2 separate regions of the Homo sapiens genome follow, and region 2 is linked to region 1. Evidence: chromatin contacts called from ENCODE Hi-C or POLR2A ChIA-PET data. All regions are on one chromosome and are shown on one strand. Each heading gives the region's core, a stretch centred on a gene start or an enhancer-like site at or near the end of the contact. The rest is flanking DNA. Distances are from core to core; before and after follow the strand shown. Region 1 overlaps LOC105371460 (a long non-coding RNA gene). Region 2 holds the start of DCAF8 (DDB1 and CUL4 associated factor 8).

Evidence for each region. Hi-C counts contacts between places; a loop is a spot of excess contacts on that map. ChIA-PET counts read pairs that join two places held with the same protein, here RNA polymerase II (POLR2A). Pooled maps may share reads with other maps.
Region 2: a pooled map shows a loop between it and region 1 (6-fold over the local background). The contact joins the promoter of DCAF8 here to the enhancer-like site in region 1. A Hi-C loop is called at or near these places in 3 of 50 pooled maps. POLR2A ChIA-PET finds 5 or more read pairs at or near these places in 2 of 52 experiments (BJ and naive thymus-derived CD8-positive, alpha-beta T cell).

What each region holds. Positions count from the first base shown.
Region 1 is chr1:158,147,657-158,151,786 of GRCh38, reverse strand. All of the region lies in intron 1 of LOC105371460 (a long non-coding RNA gene), which reads right to left. Among named protein-coding and RNA genes, the nearest start is that of LINC01704, 9.1 kb to the right of the region's middle. Within about 2 kb of position 2,011, at least 22 of the 41 ENCODE cell types and tissues checked have a DNase peak (open chromatin) inside an H3K27ac peak, as active enhancers do.
Region 2 is chr1:160,261,067-160,265,527 of GRCh38, reverse strand. It overlaps DCAF8 (DDB1 and CUL4 associated factor 8), which reads left to right and starts at 2,979. Exons shown (of 14, transcript NM_015726.4): 1 at 2,979-3,079; 2 at 4,170-4,243. It overlaps DCAF8-DT (DCAF8 divergent transcript), which reads right to left and starts at 3,779. Exons shown (of 2, transcript NR_147618.1): 1 at 3,606-3,779; 2 at 2,750-3,127. RefSeq lists enhancers at 2,895-3,164, 3,795-3,924, 3,096-4,044.

The DNA.
Region 1 (4,130 bases), core at 762-3,261:
CTATCTTTCACTGTCTTCCTGTTGCTGAACAATTTACAGATTGGAGGATGTACAGCATTTATGGACCTTTCTTGTAATATTTCAGTATACTGTGATACCCTGGAAATGTCCTGCTAACCAAACCTGAGTAAAAAAAGAAAAAAAAATACATGTCTCAAATGTATATTAGTATTATGGGAATCCAACATTTTTGAGAATTCAAAACAAAGGAAGAAAACCAAAATGAGGTATAGCCAAATTTCCAACTTCCTTCCTTCCTTCTTTCTCTTTTTTTTTTTTTTTTTGGAGACAGTATCTCACTCTGTCGCCAAGGCTGGAGTGCAGTAGCATGATTATGGCTCTCTCTGCAGTCTTGACCTCCCAGACTCAAGCGATCCTCCCACCTCAGCCTCCCGAGTAGCTGGGACCACAGGTCCAGTCACCACCATGTCTGGCTAGTTTTTGTATTTTTTGTATAGATGGGGTTTCACCATTTTGCTCAGGCTGGTCTCAAACTCCTGGGTTCTGGTCAACTTTCATTCATCCATTATCACTCTCCACTTTCAACTATTACTCTACATATTTTTTAAATGAAAAATAGTATTGGTTTTATTGCATATTTCATGCTTTGAAAGAGATAATAAGCAGATTCTGGAAGTTCTTTGAAAATACAACCATGGTGTTTTTGAGAGCTAGACTAAAATATGACTTTAACATGATATACAAAAGAAATAGCTTGGGTCAGAACAAAGGGAAGGGGGCCTTAAGAATGGGAAGTGGAGTGTATAACAGAGAAAGATGTGAAGAAGCAAAATACTTTGGAATTAGCTGGGGTAGGTATGGGAAGGAGCAGAAGCACACACAGAAAGGTAAAAGATAAATCGATGTCATTCTGCAATGTTGCTCACCTGTATATCTGTGTTCTCTACAACTGAACTCTCAGCATCTAAGATTCTAACTAATGCATCCCCACCACAGAGCTCACAGACCTCTGCACACAGCCAGCACTAAAGAGTTTTTGAGGGCACAAGAAGTTTTACTCTCTCTTCCCCCTCTTTCACCATATATCTCCCTGACGACTTCTTCAAACCTAATACATCAGTTTCCTCTCTTTTTCCAATTTGTTTCACTTCCCACTCTCTGACCTAGAAGTCAACCCAGGGTTAGGTCCTCTGTTAAATGACAGGCTGTGGAGGCCAGAGACAAAATGGCAGGTCTGAGAGTTCCTATCTAAGGCCACCAGACTTCAAAGAAGCAAAGAGGCTACAGAGAGGTAGAACATAGAGGTGGAACCAGAAGAGACAAGGATCGGAAGAGAAGCAGAAATAAGTGAAATGAAGTAGGATGGTTCCGATCTGCTCGTGCCTAAAAACATTTACTGTGGGATCCTTTTCTTAGGGTCCTTGGCGTGACTCCTGGGGCAAGGGCAGAGTGTTAGAGGAGCCCTGTCTAGGACAAAAACAAGAAAAGGTACTCACGAGGGAGAGAAGGATGAAGATTCCAGGAACTGCGTGTGAGAAAGAGGACAGAAACAGAGTATTTAAGACTAGTCGGAGCTAGTATGAAATAATAAAGGGAATCTGTAGGTATTATAGAGGGAAGCCAAAGATGTGGGAGGAACTGAGCGTTAACGAAGGCAAGGCAGAAAGTGACCCTAGAAATGCTGTCGGGTTTCCAGTCCCTGCTCACACTTCATTCAATGTCTCATCCAAAAGAGAAACAGCAGAATTAAGCCACACCCACGTAGCTAGTCCACACTCGATTCCCCCGTGCAAGCAACTTTTTCTCAAATGATTTTCTCAAAAATCTTCGTGACTCAACTAGTCGCGAAGATTTCCTCTTAAAAGAACAAACTGCTACCACCCTGCAAAAACTACAACACCCATAGTGCCCCGCGCACAGCCCGAGTGACCCATTCTCTTCCGATTCCCACCAGCTAACGGTCTTAGCCAATTTCCTCGGCCGGGAAATGATTTGGAGCACATGCGCACTTCCCCTCCTTGTCCTGGGCTGGCCTCCAACTTGGAACGCCGGCGAACCGCCTGACCTCTTCCGGCGGCCTCAGCCTGGGACGCATGCGCACATCGAGGCTCCCCGACATCAGGCGCGGGTCTTTAATTACATATTTTGCTATGCTCCAGGCTATGCATTTGGAACAGTGCTTTCCTTTTTATCTTTATTTTGTTTCTTTTGCTTAACTTCGGGATGCAGCAATGAAGTGTTATTAAAAGAGCCCTAAAGCTGAGAGTGAAATTTGGACTCTGTAACAAACCAGCTGTGGGGTCTTAAGCAAGTCACTTAAACGTGGGGACCTCGGCCTCCAAACCAGATGACACTCGAGGCACAGCCTGCCTCCTATCGCTGCTGGAAAGACTGTGGAAATGGTACTGTTGGTGCCCATAGACCTCCAGACCCCCATGGGACAGCAGCTGGGCATTCCTCCACCATTGAATGAAGTGTGAGCAGGGACTGGAAACCGGACAGCAATTCTAGGGCCAGTTGGAAGGAGAGGTAGGGAAAGAGAAGCTTCCTTCGCCTTTCCCTCGAGCCCACGTCTCATCAGTAAGCAATTCCTGACAGTTCTCCACCTACATATCTTCCCACTTTTCTCCATCCACACTGCCATTTCTCTATCTCCACTGCCATACCATTTTCTCTTGCTTAAATGATTTCCCTGTTTCTAGTCCCTACCCTACCGGCTGTGGGATCATTCTAAGATGCAAATTTGATCATTAAAATATTTCATGGCTTCTCTTGGCCCACAGAATAAAGTCCGAACACCTTAACAAGGCTGTCATTGCCTGACTTCTTCCTAGTCTTCCAGACTTCCTTCTCTCCCTCTGTGTTCCAGTCATCTTCAGAAACTATCAGTTTAACAAACCAGGCTGCCTCTTACTTCAAAGACTTTTTGCATGTAGAAACAACTTAATGAACATTCTGAACTCTGCTGAACATATTCTCAATGAGGTTTTAACCAGTGCCTTCAACCATACTCTCAGTTCTTCCAGCCCTGACGGATTCTGTAGTTTTCTGTTTACTTAATTATTAGAAGTCCAGTCTAATGCAGTCCACTTAAAATCTTACATCTCATTTCAAGTTTTGCAGTGAGATTTGCAAAACTTCCTTCCTTCCCCTCAGCACCAGCCAGACTTGAGCAGTGGAGCTTGGTTTGGGGAAGTGGTGTATTCTGTCCTTTAATAGAAGTCTGCCTTTCCCAAAAATACTTATTGTGTTGGGACCCTGAGGAAAAATCAGGGAGGGCTGGGAAGTGAGGGCCAAAAGTCATTTTGCCTAACTGGGCATTTAATTGCAATTGTCTGTTGGTTCTCTCCACCTCTCAGTTGAAGGCTGATTGGTCACGAATACCTTCCATTTGGAAGGTACCCAAATGCTAGTTCTTAATAGGCACATGGGTTAGTTCCCTGGGAGCTCTCCCCAGTACACAATTCCTTGATGGGAGATCTGCTGCAGCTTAAAACTGTTACTGGTAGAGGGTCTTGACTGCAAGTTGTCCAGATTTTTGGCGTTTTCAACAAAGGATTGGACAAAACGCACAGCAAAGCAAGGAAAGAAGGAACAAAAGCAGAGATTTATTGAAAGTGGAAGTACACTCCACAGTGTGGGAGCAGGCTGAGCAGAGGCTCAAGGGCTCTGATGCAGCATTTTCTTGGGTCCAAATACCCCCTAGAGGTTTCCCATCGGCCACTTGGTGTTCACCCCATGTAAATGAAGTGGTGGCCCACAATCAGTCTGATTGGTTGTGGAAAACAACCAATCAGAGGCTGAAGTGAAGTTACAAAGTTACACTCCTATGCAAACATCTGATTGATTGCAAAAAGCAACCAATCAGAGGTACTTTCAGTTTCCCATCTGCCCTGCAGAAAAGGTAGGAGTTTTTAAAGGGAGCAGCTTCTGGTCCTTTTGTTACTTAGGCGTGGAAAGTTAAGGCTTTCCTTTCAATTTAGTTCTAAGGAAGTCGGCATGAAACCGCCTTAGGTTCCTTGCCTTCAGACCCTATTCTCCTGCCTCATAACTACTTCCCACAACCCCTCAGCCCTGCTCTTGGTGGTATAACTAGGTTCCCTGGCTTGGCAGCCAATTCTCTTGGAAGGAGAACCGGCAAGATGGCCCACACCCTGTTGAGTTTCACA
Region 2 (4,461 bases), core at 1,730-4,229, 2.1 Mb before region 1:
TAACCTGTTTTATGACAGGAATGATGGAGATTATAGCCCCTTCTTGAAGCTTTTTTTTTTTGGTTTGTTTTATAAGACCCCTCACTTTTGAGTTTTATTCTTCCTATTTCCTGGCTACTCTTTTTAAATAAATTTTGCTGTATGTTCCTCCTCTCTGACCTTTATTAGTTGGAATGCCTCAGGATTAGAGGTCTCAGTCTTTAAACTGCTTCTCTTTGCTTCCACATTGATTTCTCTCCACCCCATGGCTATGTATGCCATTTATAACTTAATTAATCCTTAATTTATACCTCTCATTGTCCCTTGTATGAGCCCCAGGTTCATATTTCCAATTGTTTACTCAGTAGCTCCATTCGGAAATCTAATAGGGATCTCCAGTTTAATATGTTTGAAGTAAAATTGGACATTCCCCCCCGCCAAAAAAAACCTTGCTCCTGTCTCCTCACATGCGCTCTCAGTAAACGACATCACTATTTATCCAGTTACTCAAATCAAACTGATTTTTGTACTTTGACTTTTGTACTTTTTTACTGATTTTTTATTCTTGTCTTTATCTTGTACCCCACATTCAATCTATTAACACATCACCTCTCCACCACTTTCAGAGTACATCCTGAATCCTACCAATTTCATTGCAACACTAGTTTTGCAGGTCTTCTGCAATAGCTTCCTAACTGGTCTTTTAGCTTCTATTTGGCTTCCCTATAGGGAATTCTCAAAGAATAACCAGAGTGAACATCTTCAATTATAAATCAGATCATGCCACTCTTCTACTCAAAACCCTCCATGGCTTCCTAGCATTCTTAGGATAAAATTCAAAGTCCTTTCTTTGGTCCATAAGTCCGTAAGTGATCTGGCTCCCATCTTGTTTCTCCAAACTAAGTTCCTATCTATTCTTTTGCCACAGTGGCTTCCTTGCCAAGCACACTCAAGCTGCAGGGTCTTTACCTTGTTGTTTCTTCTGCTTGAAATATTCTTTCCCAAGTATGTATAGCTTATTGTCTCACTTCAAACCTTTATTTAGATGTCACCTCAGCAGAGGGGCCTTCTCTGAATCCCCTATGTAAAAGAGCACACCCATCCAGGTAACCCATTTTTATTCTGCTTTATTTTCCTTTACAGTACTCTTTATAACTTTATTATCTGTGTGTCTCTCCCCTCCTCCTATGCTCCCAACCCTTGCACTAATAAGTTCCATGAATGCAAGAATCTTGGTTCTATTCACTGTTGCAGCCCCAGCACATAGAACAGGGCCTTCCAGAGCAGGAATTCAATAGTTGTTGACTGAATGAATGAAAGAATGAATAGGACGGTGGGGCATTAAATAGCTACTTTGTGCTGTAGCCCTCTTCTAGGTGTTGAGATTACAAAGATGATAAAAACACAGTCCTTGCCCTCAAGAATTTATATTCTAGTAGTATAGCTGGATCACAAACATAATTTTAGATTAAATGTTATAGGTAAAAAATGTTATTAAAAAAACAGTGCAGAGTAAGGGGATAGAGGAGGATGACATGAGGTTCCATTTTAGTTACAATAGTCAAGAGCTGCCTGTGTTAGGAAGTAGGATTTCAATAGACACCTCAAGTCTAGTAAATATCTAGTAGATGGACATTCCAAGAAAAGGAAAAAAACCCTAGGGCTGGGACATGCTTTGACTGGAGTGACAGTAAGGCTAGTGAGGCTAGAGCAGAGCTAGGCAGTGTGGGAGGAGATGAATCAGATAAATAGGCAGGTGCTAGATCAGATCATGTAGGGTCCTCCTTAGAGGCAATTCATTTTTTGATGGCCTCTAAGGCTATCATACTTTTGACTTTTATTATGTGATGGGAATTGGAGGTTTTGAGCAGGGTGGGGACTGGGGAAATAATACGACATTACTTTTTTTTTGAGACGGAGTCTCATTCCATTGCCCAGCCTGGAGTGCAGTGGTGCGATCTCAGCTCACTGCAACCTCCGCCTCCGGGTTCAAGCAATTCTCCTGCCTCAGCCTCCCAAGTAGCTGGGATTGCAGGCGCGCTCCACCATGCCGGGTAATTTTTTTTTTTTTTTGTATTTTTCGTAGAGACGGGTTTCACCATGTTGGCCTGGTTTCAAACGAGTTTCGAACTCCTGACCTCAAGTGATCCGCCCACATCCGCCTCCCAAAGTGCTAGGATTACAGGCATGAGCCACCGCGCCCGGCCAGACCTTACATTTTTAAAAAGCACTCTGGCTGCCTTATGTTTAACTGTAATGGCAATAATGGAAGTAGACAAACGAGGTAAGTTTCTATTGCGGTAGTCTTAAGTAATATGTAATGACTTGGAATAGGAGAGTAGCGGTAGGGGAGGTGAGAAAGGGTCAGATTTTTGCACCCTGGGCTTCTGGTAAGAAAAAAAAAAAAAATACCCCAGCCTGGCAGCTGGGAGTAATCCTCTGCAGGGTTACTGTAGGTGTCATAACGAAACAGAGTACAAAAGTCACCCCACATCACCCGGCCCACTCTTGGGAACCTTTACCCACACCACCTCTCTTCAGAAAAGAGCTTCTGGAATAGCTACACCTCAAGCTACTGAGCCCCTTCTTTAAAAATACGTAAATGGGGACTCTCAGGGGAAAATGGGCCTCGATAGTATAGAAACCACTTAAGGAAACAAAGCCCTGAAAGGAAACGGGGATTTTCAGAAGAAATCCTTGTGGCAATCATTGCTCGTTCCAGTGTTCAAAAACGGCAAAACTGGCCATCATCCAGGAAGTGGCCTGCCAATCCGCTGGAAATTTAGTTTATTTCTATCACAACTCTGGGTAGCCCCTAACTCGCATTTGTTTAGAGTATCACAAGATAAGCAAGCCCGAAGAAACTACAAAAACAACTTTGCCTCTTCGGTAATGCGCAGGCGCCTCTCGCTCTGTTTTCCGTTGGCCTTAAGCCCCGCCCCTTGTGCGTCCTTCGAGGAGGGTTGCGAGCCGTGAGCTCGCGCGACCACTCTTCCCTCAGTCTTCTCGAGCACATCGTCGCAAACGGGGCCGGAAAGCGTGGCAGCGCAGGCGCAAGCGCAGAGAGCGGAGGCGGTGGTGGTGGCGGCCGCTGGCCAGTGTAAGATGGCGGCGGCGTTGGTGGTGGCAGTGGACGGGGCGGCTGGGCCTGGAACAGTCGGAGCAGCCGCTAGCAGAAGGATGACCCAAGACGGGAAGCGGGCTGCTGAGCCTCGCCGATTCCCGTGCTTGTAACTGCCCCAGCCGGACACCCCCCCTCCCTTGACCTACCCGGTCTGTGTCTCGTTCCGGCTCGGCCTGCGCCCCCCCTCGCTTCCCAGCCGGTTTCCCCTAAGGATGGGCCTGACCCGTATCCCAAGCTCTTAGCGCTCAGGTCTTTTCCTTCCGCCGACCCGAAGTCATCGCTGGGAGTACTGGTTGCCCTTTCCTCAGGTCAGCCCTGGTGTTGCCCCCAAGAGCCAGCCGCACAGTTCACAGGGACGCCTTGCTTCGTTGGGTGACCCATGTGTGCGCTCCTATTTCTCCCCTTAGATTGAGGGACACGGCTCGCCCTGCGTCTCCCCGTCACCTCAGGGCCACCGCGCAATGTGTCCCCCTCCCCCATCCCAAGTTCCCAGGCCCAGCACCTTGTACGGAAGGCGGAGGTCCAAGAATTCCGGAGTCGGTTGTTGTCTTGTGGTCTTGTACCCTTTGTAATATAATTATCTTAGTTTACCTCCTCTAACTCCCAAATCTTTTAGGATATCTTAGAACGGTCCCATTTGGTCCCTGTTAGTTGGAAAGCATCTGGTGGCTTGAATTTCTGACTCATGATTGTTACTGGAGTCTCTGTAAACAAACCGGCACTAGCGCTATCACATTCTCTCCGGGATTTCCCCCCCTGCTCTGTGGCTTCTTGTTGAGAGGTTGTTTGGTTATGGTTTAGCGTTGAAAAGATTCAGGTTATCCTTTTAAATGACTTTACGTTTTAGTGGAGCTGGGAGATTACTTGCCTGGCTTCTAATCTTCATGTTGGTTCATTTTATTTCCATATGTGTGTGGGTTATTTGTTCAGTAATTAGAATTAGATAAAGTATTCTGCTTTTAAGTAGTTTTGAGAAGGCCTAAAAATACTAAAGTGTATTCATAAATATTTTTATTATGTTCAGTAGAAGACACACCTTTGCCATGTAAATTTTAACTTTTCTCAGTCCTTCAGTGAATCTACAGACCTATTTTCTCAGGAGCTCAGCCTGGCCTTACTTCAGTGATAAAAGGAGGAAAGGTGAGTGGGAGTTGGAGGCATTAAAATTCTTGAGTTCAAGACAGACTGCGCTGATGCTCAACTGCTGACCACTAAAGTCATAAAATTCCTACCAGTTTCCCAAAGAGCTTGAGTGTTGTTCTTGGCTTTGTTCCAGCTCTGGTTGAATTACTTTTACAAGTTTAATTGTCTGTGGGCTTCTTGTCTTTCTGTCCTAAACTATTGCTGTGTATCTCCAA